2 separate regions of the Homo sapiens genome follow, and region 2 is linked to region 1. Evidence: read pairs that join two places in POLR2A ChIA-PET (ENCODE). Cell type or tissue: A673. All regions are shown on one strand.

Region 1 (5,000 bases):
GTGACAAGATTGATCTTTAAGAATTGAGCATAGATTGGTGACCTAGTGATTCCAGTTCTAGGAATTTATCTTATAGATATGCTTGCACTTAAGTAAAAATAATAATAGATGTTCACAGTTACTCTTTGCAGTTTTGTACATAAGCAAACAATTGAAAACAACATAAATACGTATACATAGAAAACAAGCCAAATAATCTATATATAGTAGTCCCTCCTTATTCAGTTTCACTTTCCCTAGTTTCAGTTACCGGCAGTCAACCGCAGTCTAAAAATGTTAAATGGAAAATTTCAGACATACAAAAATCATGTTTTAAATAGCATGTCATTCTGAGTATTGTTATAATTGTTCTTTGTTATTAGTTATTGTTGGTAATCTCTTACTGTGCCTAATTTATGAATTAAAGTTTATCATAGGTATGTATGGATAGGGAAAAACATAGTGTGTATACAGAGAGTTTGGAGTTATTCATGGTTTCAGGCATTCACTGGGGGGTCTTGGGCCTATGCCTAATAGATAACTAGGAACTACTGTATGTACATTCAATGGAATACTATCTGGGTGTTAAAATTATTAGGCAGCTTTCCATATGTTAAAATTAAAAGATCTGCAAAGTCTGCTAAGCTAGCAGAAAAAGTTGCAATGCAGTATGTTTGAAATGCTATCATTTATTACAGAACAAATCAAAATGAGCCTTTATATGAAAACATATTTTAAAAACAGTAGACAATAGTAGTTTCCTACAAGGAAGGAAACTGGATGGTAGGGTAAAATGATAGAAGGAAGATAAACTCTGTTTTTATATACTTTAATACCTTTGAATCACGTGCACATAGATTAGCTATTCAAAACCCTAAATAAAACTTCACGCATGAATCTGAAAAAAAAATGTAGCTTAAAATATGAAAGAAAATAAAGAATGGGTGATGAGGAAATTAATACTATGTACCACACAACTCTGAAAAAGTTTCAAAAAGAAGATTAAAAGTAGCTGGAGTGGGCCATGGAGACTTGTTTTTAAAATGGGAGTTACTAATGTCGGAAGTAGACCAATGAGGATAAACTACACAGAAGGCAAAGCTGATGGTGGGACAAAAAGGAATACTGTGGGAGCAAACCCTTTAATAAGTGGTAGGGGATGGCATGACTGGTGCTAGTAAGAGAGGGAACTAGCAGGTTGAGGAACAGGGACAGTGCCATTTCCCAGAAACTCCCAGATTTGGATCTGTCCTTTGGCCAGCATCCTACATTCCTAAAGCTAAGTGTGCTTGGGACAGTTGCATGTACAATTGCAGTTGATGGCATCATAAAGTCTCAGGTCTTAATGTCATTCGGATCATCACTCTCATCAAATCTTTCTTACCATTGGTTGCCACTCCCTCCAGTTTCCCACCTGCTCCAAACTAACACTGTCTCTGCCCCCTCCCCCTTCAGTCTCAGGACAGTTCTTCACCGGGACTTCAGAGGTTCTCAAGAATGAATCTCCCTCACCAGTTCCAACTCCTGTATGTCTATCTGCTCAGCTCCTCTGCTTCCCTCTAGGCCGATTGTCAAGCTGACCACCCTCTCTGCTCTGGGTCCCACAACTGCCCCCACTCCAATCTGAATTTTGCTTCATAAACAATTCTTTTAACCACCTGCAACTTGAGCCTCTTCTGTATTTCATGACTTTGTTATTTAAAGGTATTAAGATTATATCACTCCCATCCATCCATAAAACCAGCAGAAAAACAGCAAAACTCTCATGACCCTGACCCCCCTCCACCCGCCGTAGCTAGAGTCCCATTTGATCTTTTCTCAGCTATCTTCCCTCAAAAAAAAAAAACCTAATTTTTATTTCCTGTCACCAGCTCCTCCACTCCCATTAACTCCTCTCCCACCACAGGCCGGATTCCACTCCCACGATCCCATGAAACTACTTTGGCAATAGTCACTATATTATTAAATCAGAAGCTACTGATCACTGAAAACTCAGCTCACCGAATGACTCAGTAACATTGGACAAAGCTAACCATTAATCATCCATGCCTTATTTTTCCTGAGGCTCAGAGACACTTGTCTTTCCTGTGAAGTCTCTGACAGCACTCTCTTGGTCCCCTTATTATATCTTTGATTTTTACTTCTTCATTCGTTTGGTGATCCTCTTCCATTGCCCATTCTTAGCTCTCTTGTTCATTCACTTCCATTTTATGTTTTGGTCAAAGATCCTTTTGAGAGTCTCAAAACAAAAATAGGAAAAAATGAAAATAAAAACAAACTATGTCATTTCTCCCCAAGGGAAAAATGCACATAGATACAAATATTTGCAGATAATTTTAGACAATTAGCAGACTCATTTAAGTCCATCAGTGAGAGTTGGGAATCTTTCCCAGGCTTTCTTATAAAAAAATTTCATCAGCTACTGTAATTTCAGCAACACCAAATGAGATGATGAATCCTAGTTTGTCCAAATGTGAAGGTGACTCTCAGTTCTAGCATTACCCAATAATAGTCCCCTTTTGGTATATCCAAGTCGTTATACATACTGCCTTCATGATTTTTTTTCATACCTGCATACAACAATGTTTCTTATTTATATCATTTCTTTAAATTGAATCATATTTTAAAATAGCAATAAATAAAAATAAAATCCTTATCAATATTGTTAATGGAAAATTGATACTACTGCCACAAATAAGATGAAATGATAAAAAGAATATAGCAAACAACATAGTGATATTATTACATTTTAATTAGGTATTTATTCTCAGCTAAAAGACTTGAGCCCGAGGCTGATATTCTGTTGAAGTAAAAAGTAGATGAGCAAAAGTTAAGAACAAACTTCCACCAAGCTAGAAGTCTTTGAAGTGGTTAATCCAAAGGGAAAGGAAATTGAAAGGAGAATAAAACCCTCACTATCTGATACAACATTATGTAATTCCATGAGCTGGTACAAGTAGTCCCCTGAGTAGCACCAGTAGGATACATCCTGGCATTGGGGTAAATTCCCCTCTCTTCTGCATATCTAGCCCAATCCTCCCTATTAAACTAAAAGCCCTCAAGATGGTAACATGGACAGATGGATGACCTCCATGCTCAGTTAACAGGTTCATAATTAAACTCATCTTTCTCCCCTAAATGTTTAAGACTCATATAGTCCATATTCTATCAGAGAGACTCTCCAAATTTCTTTTTTAAAGTTTTTCTCCAGACTCAGCCAAATACAGTCAGACTACTCTTAGATGGGTCTCTCGAATATACTATACTTTCCTGATCATTCATTACTTACTTATTCAATATGCTTAGTCTAGACTCTTTCAATACCTTCCAAACTCATCTCCCTGAATCTAGCCTTGCCCTCATTTGTCGTTTTTCCCATATTGTCACCAAATTAACTTTAGGTATTAGTTCTGTCTCATGCTTAAAATCCTTTAGTGGCTCCTCATGTCATTCTGGGAACAAGCCAAGCCCTGTAGCTCATCCTTCCAAGTCCTTCTTCCTCTGAATTTCTGCTCCAACTTTACTTTCAGCCACCCTTCCTTGCCAGCCCACTAGCTATGCTCAGCAACAGGGAACTACTCACACTTCTCTGACATAGGTTTTCCTTTCTTCTCTCAGCTCTGAATATCCTTCCTTCCACCTGGCAAATTCTTAGTCATTTGCCAAAATTTACATGGATTTGTTTTTCTTCCCAGACTTCTTCCTTTGCTAAAAAGTAATTCACTCCTCTAAAGTAGCTGTGATCCTTTTGTAAATATCCATAGTGCATTCACCATGCTGTTTGTATTTTATTTATTTACATGTCTCTTCTCTCCAGTTAGGCTAGTGAGTACCTGGAGGCAGAAATGGAGTCTTTTCCATCTCTGTATCTTCAGACTGAATGAACTGTAGTGCTCAGCACAAACAGCATCAAAGGGAAACTTCTGTGACTCTTGTGTTGCCTGAGTTAAGAGCAACTGTAAACAAGCCATGTTATGTAATACTTTACAACTACCCTTGAGTAGGAGTGATTTTCTGGAAATCACCTCAAAAAATTGTCTTTCTTGGTTCATTGGTACTCTGTCTATGGCATTTCTCTCTTTCAAACTGTTTCATAAAATTAAAAGACAAAATAAAACCCCAGAGAAGTTTCCTAATGTAATCTTCTGTATCTACAGTCTTTAAGACAGATGGCTATTTCTCTTATTTAACAAAATATCAAGAAAAGTATATAGTCTCACTCAATAACCCACTTTAGTGTTAAGCTGCCTTTATTTTTCGTATACAATATAAATTGACATTACTATAGTTATTTCTATTCTTTTTTCTTGAAATGAATATGGAGTTACATTTTCCTTATGTCAAACTTTCATCTATTTCAAAACAATGCCAACTAATATTGAACAAAAATATCTGAATTAAATCTGGAGTTATTAATAAGCACTCATCTTTTGCAGAGGCTTAACTTTCTAGCTTATCTAGGATTCAAAGCTCTTTGGTGCTAATTTAGCTTCAGTCTTTCCTTTCTTTTTGTATTATCTCCTCATCTTATACCTTATAGTATACCAGTGTAGTAGCACACTTATAGTGAAAATTAGTGGAGTAAAATCTTGTTTGTGTGAACCCAGAATATCTGAAACAGGTCTCAATTAATTTAGAAAGTTGATTTTGCCAAGGTTAAGAGTGCACCTGTGACACAGACTCAGGAAGTCCTGACGACATGTGCCCAAGGTGGTCGGGGCACAGCTAGGTTTTATACATTTTAGGGAGACATGAGACGTCAATCAATATATGTAAGAAGTACGTTGATCTGGTCTGGAAAGGTGGGGCATCTTGAAGCAAGGGCAGGAGGACTTGCCAGGAGGGAGCTTCCAGATCACAGATAGGTGAGACACACACAGTTGCATTCCTTTGAGTTTCTGATTAGCCTTTCCAAAGGAGGCTATCTCAGTGAGCAGAGGGATGACTTTGAATAGAATGGGAGGGGAGGCAGGTTTGCCCTAAGCAGCTTGCAGCTTGAGTTTTCCTTAGTGATTTTGGAG
Region 2 (5,000 bases), 1.2 Mb after region 1:
AGGTGATCCACCCACATTGGCCTTCCAAAGTGCTGTGATTAAAGGCGTGAGCCACTGAGCCGGGCCTAAACTTCCATGAAATTCTGAAGATCTTCAAACCCCTTCATATATGTTACATAACACAATTATTAAAGATATTTAAATTTGACAGATACTCATTGTATGTTTTTTATTAAAATCACAGTTTTTAAATGAAGTTTCAATTGCACATTAGAGGTCTATTACCCAGGAAAATATCACATCATATTAATAGAAATATTTTAAGATTTCTATTAAAAGAAATCTTTTAAGATTGAGAATAAGAAAACTTATTCTCAAATCAATGAAATAGCGGTGAATCTGCCTTAACTAGCTATGACCTAAGTATTCTCTTTAGATGTTACATTTTAATATTTTTTTAATTGCAGAGATTTAAAATAATGCTTTGACAAATTTTTTTCTCAAGACAACATAAACTTTGATGACTTGTTTCCACAGGCTTAGGAAATATAAGAACTTTATATGACAATTTTATCTAGACATATGCTGCTTATAAAATGTCATTTGCAAGCTACATGCTGGGATATATTCTGTCTAGTACATAGGATGCTTCCACCGGTTGAGCAATGTGCGTGTTTCAGTAAGAGTATAATAAAACATTTGAGAGTTTGTGACAGCTAAAATCATGACCAAGATAAATTAATCATTTTCTGTGATCCTTAAAGCCAAAGTTTCATGTGCATTTCAAAAATATACGTGTGTTTTGGAAAAGGTCATGTTTCATTAAACAAAATATGAATATTTTGATAATGTTCACTATTTTTAAAAACTACAACCGTATTCCCTATGATTCCCTCACTTTAGCAAAAGTAACTGTGTCCACTATCTCTTCAACCAAACATTACTATTGTCATTATTTGAATTGAATAAGAATGTATCAAGTACAAAGAAAATATAATCAATGGGGGTATTATGAAATACAGATGTCAAAATTCATATGTTTACTCTTGAAAATTAAATTTTAGGTATATAGATGGAAATGTTTCAGTGTTAAATCAGTTTCTAAAGCATCATAGATTTGTCAGAAGGCCTCAGTTGGACATAGGTGGGGTGCATGCGTGTGTGTGTGTGTGTGTGCATGTGTGTATGTTTCAGTGATAAGTTTGTGTGTGATTTCTGATTATAGAGTTTGAAATTTTTTCATTAAAACTTTCTGAACCAATACTAAAAATCGGAAATTTTCATATAACAATCTAGATGTTATTCTCTTTTTGAAAACCAGAAATAATGCGGAGGTGCATAGAGGCTTTAGTTTGACACTCATTTACATTCATTTGAGACCTATAAGCATTTGAGTTTTAAACATAGTTTTAGACCAACTCAATGAGTTCGTGGCTTCTTCTTACGTTAGGCCCCAGAGATAGTGTAGAGGGGGAGTTCAACTGTACAAAATAGTGGAATTTATATAGTAGCGGAAGCAAAGAGAGTAGATTTTAATTTTAGTTATGCTTATACAGATTACAGGCATTTCTTGCTAAATGTCAGAAAACAGTTTCTGAAAATTAGACAACCTTCATGAATGCACTAACCTGGAGCTTATTTTATCCTATTGTAAGTATAAGAAATCATAACATGCCTTGTGCACTCAATATGTCTCATTTATTTTATGAATCATTATGCAAGGTTTGTCACATCTGTTTTAACTGTTAATTTTTTTTTTTATTTCAGTAACTTGTTTCTAATAGATAACATTGCTTTGTGGTTAAATTTGTCAAAAGTGCCATTATTGTACATCCAAAGTAGCTCTTCATTATAACAGACTATGATGATTATAAAGAGTAATGCAATAATGAAAGGAAGACTTTGGAAACATCATACACAACATTAGCTATAATTTTCTATTTGAAAATCTAGAATTATTATAAAAAGGAAAATTTGACAATAAATTTTCTTAGAAAACATTTGAGAGAAAGCATCTATAAGTAGCCATTCAGGAACACGGAAATTTTATTTTGGAGGGCAACACACTTTAAATTTCTTTGCTAGAAGATTTTCCAATTTTTATATTTGCTTTTGTAAGCTGTAGTAAGTGGAAATTCTTTCTTTCTTTTTCTTTTTTTTTTTTTTTACCATGGCAACAAAGGGCAAGTTCTATTCTAACCTTAGGCAATAAATTAGGATTGGAATTGTTCATATACTTTGCTAATGAAAACACTGAAAAATGTATTAACAAATATCTCTGAACCTTAAAAGTAATCCTTCCTTCCTTCCTCTCCCTTTTTCTTTTTTCTTTCTCTTTCTTTCTTTCTTCTTTCTCTCTCTTTCCTTTCTTTCTTTCTTTCTTTTTCTTTCTTTCTTTCTTTCTTTTTCTTTCTTTCTTTCTCTCTCTCTTTCTTTCTTTCTTTTTCTTTCTTTCTTCTTTCCTGCTTTCTTTCTTCTTTTTCTTTTGTTTATTCTTTCTTTAGAGGGAGAGTAAAAGAGACTCTGTCTGTGTGTGTGTGTGTGTGTGTGTGTGTGTGTGTGATGTTTGCAGTTATGCAATAGTCTAATACTCATTAGCTAGGAAGTAGTGTTGATACACAGTTTACCACAGACACTATTTCAAGTATTCAGGAAGCATAGAAAGTACATACATACATGCATACTTTCAAAAAAATCAATATACAAACTTGCTGGGAAAAAAATCATGTTAACTTTGTGCTATGGAAATTTTTTTTCAGAAAGAATAGGAAATACACGCACATACATACACATTTAAGACAGTATTTCATTGTCAGTTTTAAGATAATAATAGGAAACATAATTTTATGAGTCATAGTCTGCTTGACTTTAATCCTTTCAGACATTGCAACCATTTGATTAAGTGCTATATGAGCTTTCTCCCCCAACACTCTCAAAGTGTCATCTGTCATAGCCTTGCTGTCACAGCTATAAAATATGACTGTCTAATGATATTAGAGCTAAGAAATATGATGTTGGGTTTGGCTTTTCAGATCACAATGATTCCTTACTGTAAGCCATGTAGCATGTTCCCAGTGTACATAACGGAAAAGGAGATTATAAATTGAACACATAAACATAGCAGATTTTGGGGGGAAAGACTGTAAAAAGTAACATTATTTTACGGTTAGACATATTCAATCCAAAATCGCATGAAAATAAAAACTTATTGTCTCCAAATTTCATTTTTTTCTAAGAACATTCCTATAAATTTATTATTTTGAGGATATGAAAAATTATATACATAAGCTAAATCACCTGATCAGAATATTTGCTTGAGTTGTCTATATTAATACTGTATCTAGATTTGTTATTATCTGGTCCCTAAAAATATCCTAATATGTTGCTGACACTGTAAGTGTCAACTAAATGTGGAGCATGATCTCATGGGATTTGTGATAAGAGAAAATATTTTCTATTTCCTGTTAAAATATATAATTCAGCTGTGTCACTGTGTCATATTGGGCAAGTTACTTAACTTCTCTTTCTTATTGTCCTTATGTATAAAACTATGCTTTCAATATTTTACTAGCAGAGACTAGTGTGAATTAAATTTAAAAAATACATGTGAAAAAATTAGAAGTCTTGACTCATAGAAAGTGCTCAATAACATATAGTTATATTTATCATTGGGAATATTGCTGAAAACATGTGGTAAATCTATTCCTGTTCATAAACAATGCCATAATTTAGATCTGTAATTTGGGAACTTTGGTCCCATACTTCTAAAATAATTAAACAACTTGTAGAGAATAAAAAGAATATAACAAAATTAATTGAGGAGATTAGGGTACATCCAAGAATCATTGCTTTGGTTCACGGAGCTTTATGAATTATGAGATATGTCAAAGTAGACAATAAAGAAATGTGAAAAGTAGAAGTAGCCTAAAAGGAAATAAAGATGACCATTAGGGGAAAATATAATATTTTGAATGGATGAGGTTTAGCCAGACTATTATATGTGAAAAGTATGGTGTATTGTTTAGCAAACAACAACTGAGAAGAGTGTACAAAACTCAGATGCATAGAATCTGTCCTCCAAAAATACATGTGCAAGTAAAGGAACTGGAAAATACATAAATACCATAAGACAAACTTGCCAGACTGGAAAAATGCACAAAGGGCATGAAATACTTGTGGAATGGTAATGTGAGGATTGCTTTGGACCGTCTTCTAAAACAAAACAACCATAACTTTCCACAAAGCAACTATAGCTCATGAAAATTACAAAAACAAAAAATTAAAAATAAAACCTCTTTAAGTCTCTGGAAATTGTCCTAAGGGCATACAGCAAATGGAGAAACATTTACTCAATAGAGTCTATGCAATTGGAATCTGTGCCATTTCACCTATAACCTACTCACCCTCCTCCCCCAGCTCAGTGTGACAAAAGTTCTACTGAAGGCAGGTGTAGCCAAGAAGATAGAACTCACTCTTCTCCCAGCTCCCTGTCTAACATTTTGACTTCTTCCTAAGAAGTAAAAGCTATGAGCATTACTACTCATCCATTCTTCCCAGCTCCATTGAAAAAGCTTTATTCCAAGGGGCGGTTCCAAGATGGCCGAATAGGAACAGCTCCAGTCTACAGCTCCCAGTGTAAGCGACACAGAAGACGGGTGATTTCTGCATTTCCAACTGAGGTACCGGGTTCGTCTCACTGGGGCTTGTTGGACAGTGGGTGCAGGACAGTGGGTGCAGCGCAACGAGCGTGAGCCGAAGCAGGGCGAGGCATTGCCTCACTTGGGAAGCACAAGGGGTCAGGGAATTCCCTTTCATAGCCAAGCAAAGCTGTGACAGAGGGCACCTGGAAAATCGATTCACTCCCACCCTAATATTGTGCTTTTCCAATGGTCTTAGCAAATGGCACACCAGGAGATTATATCCCGCCTGGCACAGAGGGTCCCACGCCCACAGAACCTGGCTCATTGCTAGCACAGCAGTCTGAGATCGAACTGCAAGGCAGCAGTGAGGCTGGGGGATGGGCGCCTGCCATTGCTGAGGCTTGAGTAGGTAAACAAAGC

What was found. Peaks named below come from ENCODE experiments on the same cell type or tissue, not always from the same donor. Only the 100,000 strongest peaks of a DNase experiment are listed, where the experiment ranks them.
Region 2: POLR2A ChIA-PET joins it to region 1 with 7 read pairs; 1 of 35 experiments calls an interaction of 5 or more read pairs at or near these places.

Annotation. Positions count from the first base shown.
Region 1 is chr3:87,796,780-87,801,779 of GRCh38, forward strand. All of the region lies in intron 1 of HTR1F (5-hydroxytryptamine receptor 1F), which reads left to right. Among named protein-coding and RNA genes, the nearest start is that of HTR1F, 6.6 kb to the left of the region's middle. RefSeq lists cis regulatory regions at 1,235-1,555, 4,776-4,963. In A673, no CTCF peak of the experiment used is centred here; a DNase peak (open chromatin) is centred at 1,932; H3K4me3 peaks cover 306 bases; H3K27ac peaks cover 2,204 bases.
Region 2 is chr3:89,029,994-89,034,993 of GRCh38, forward strand. No RefSeq gene overlaps it. Among named protein-coding and RNA genes, the nearest start is that of EPHA3, 75 kb to the right of the region's middle. In A673, no CTCF peak of the experiment used is centred here; a DNase peak (open chromatin) is centred at 2,838; H3K27ac peaks cover 971 bases.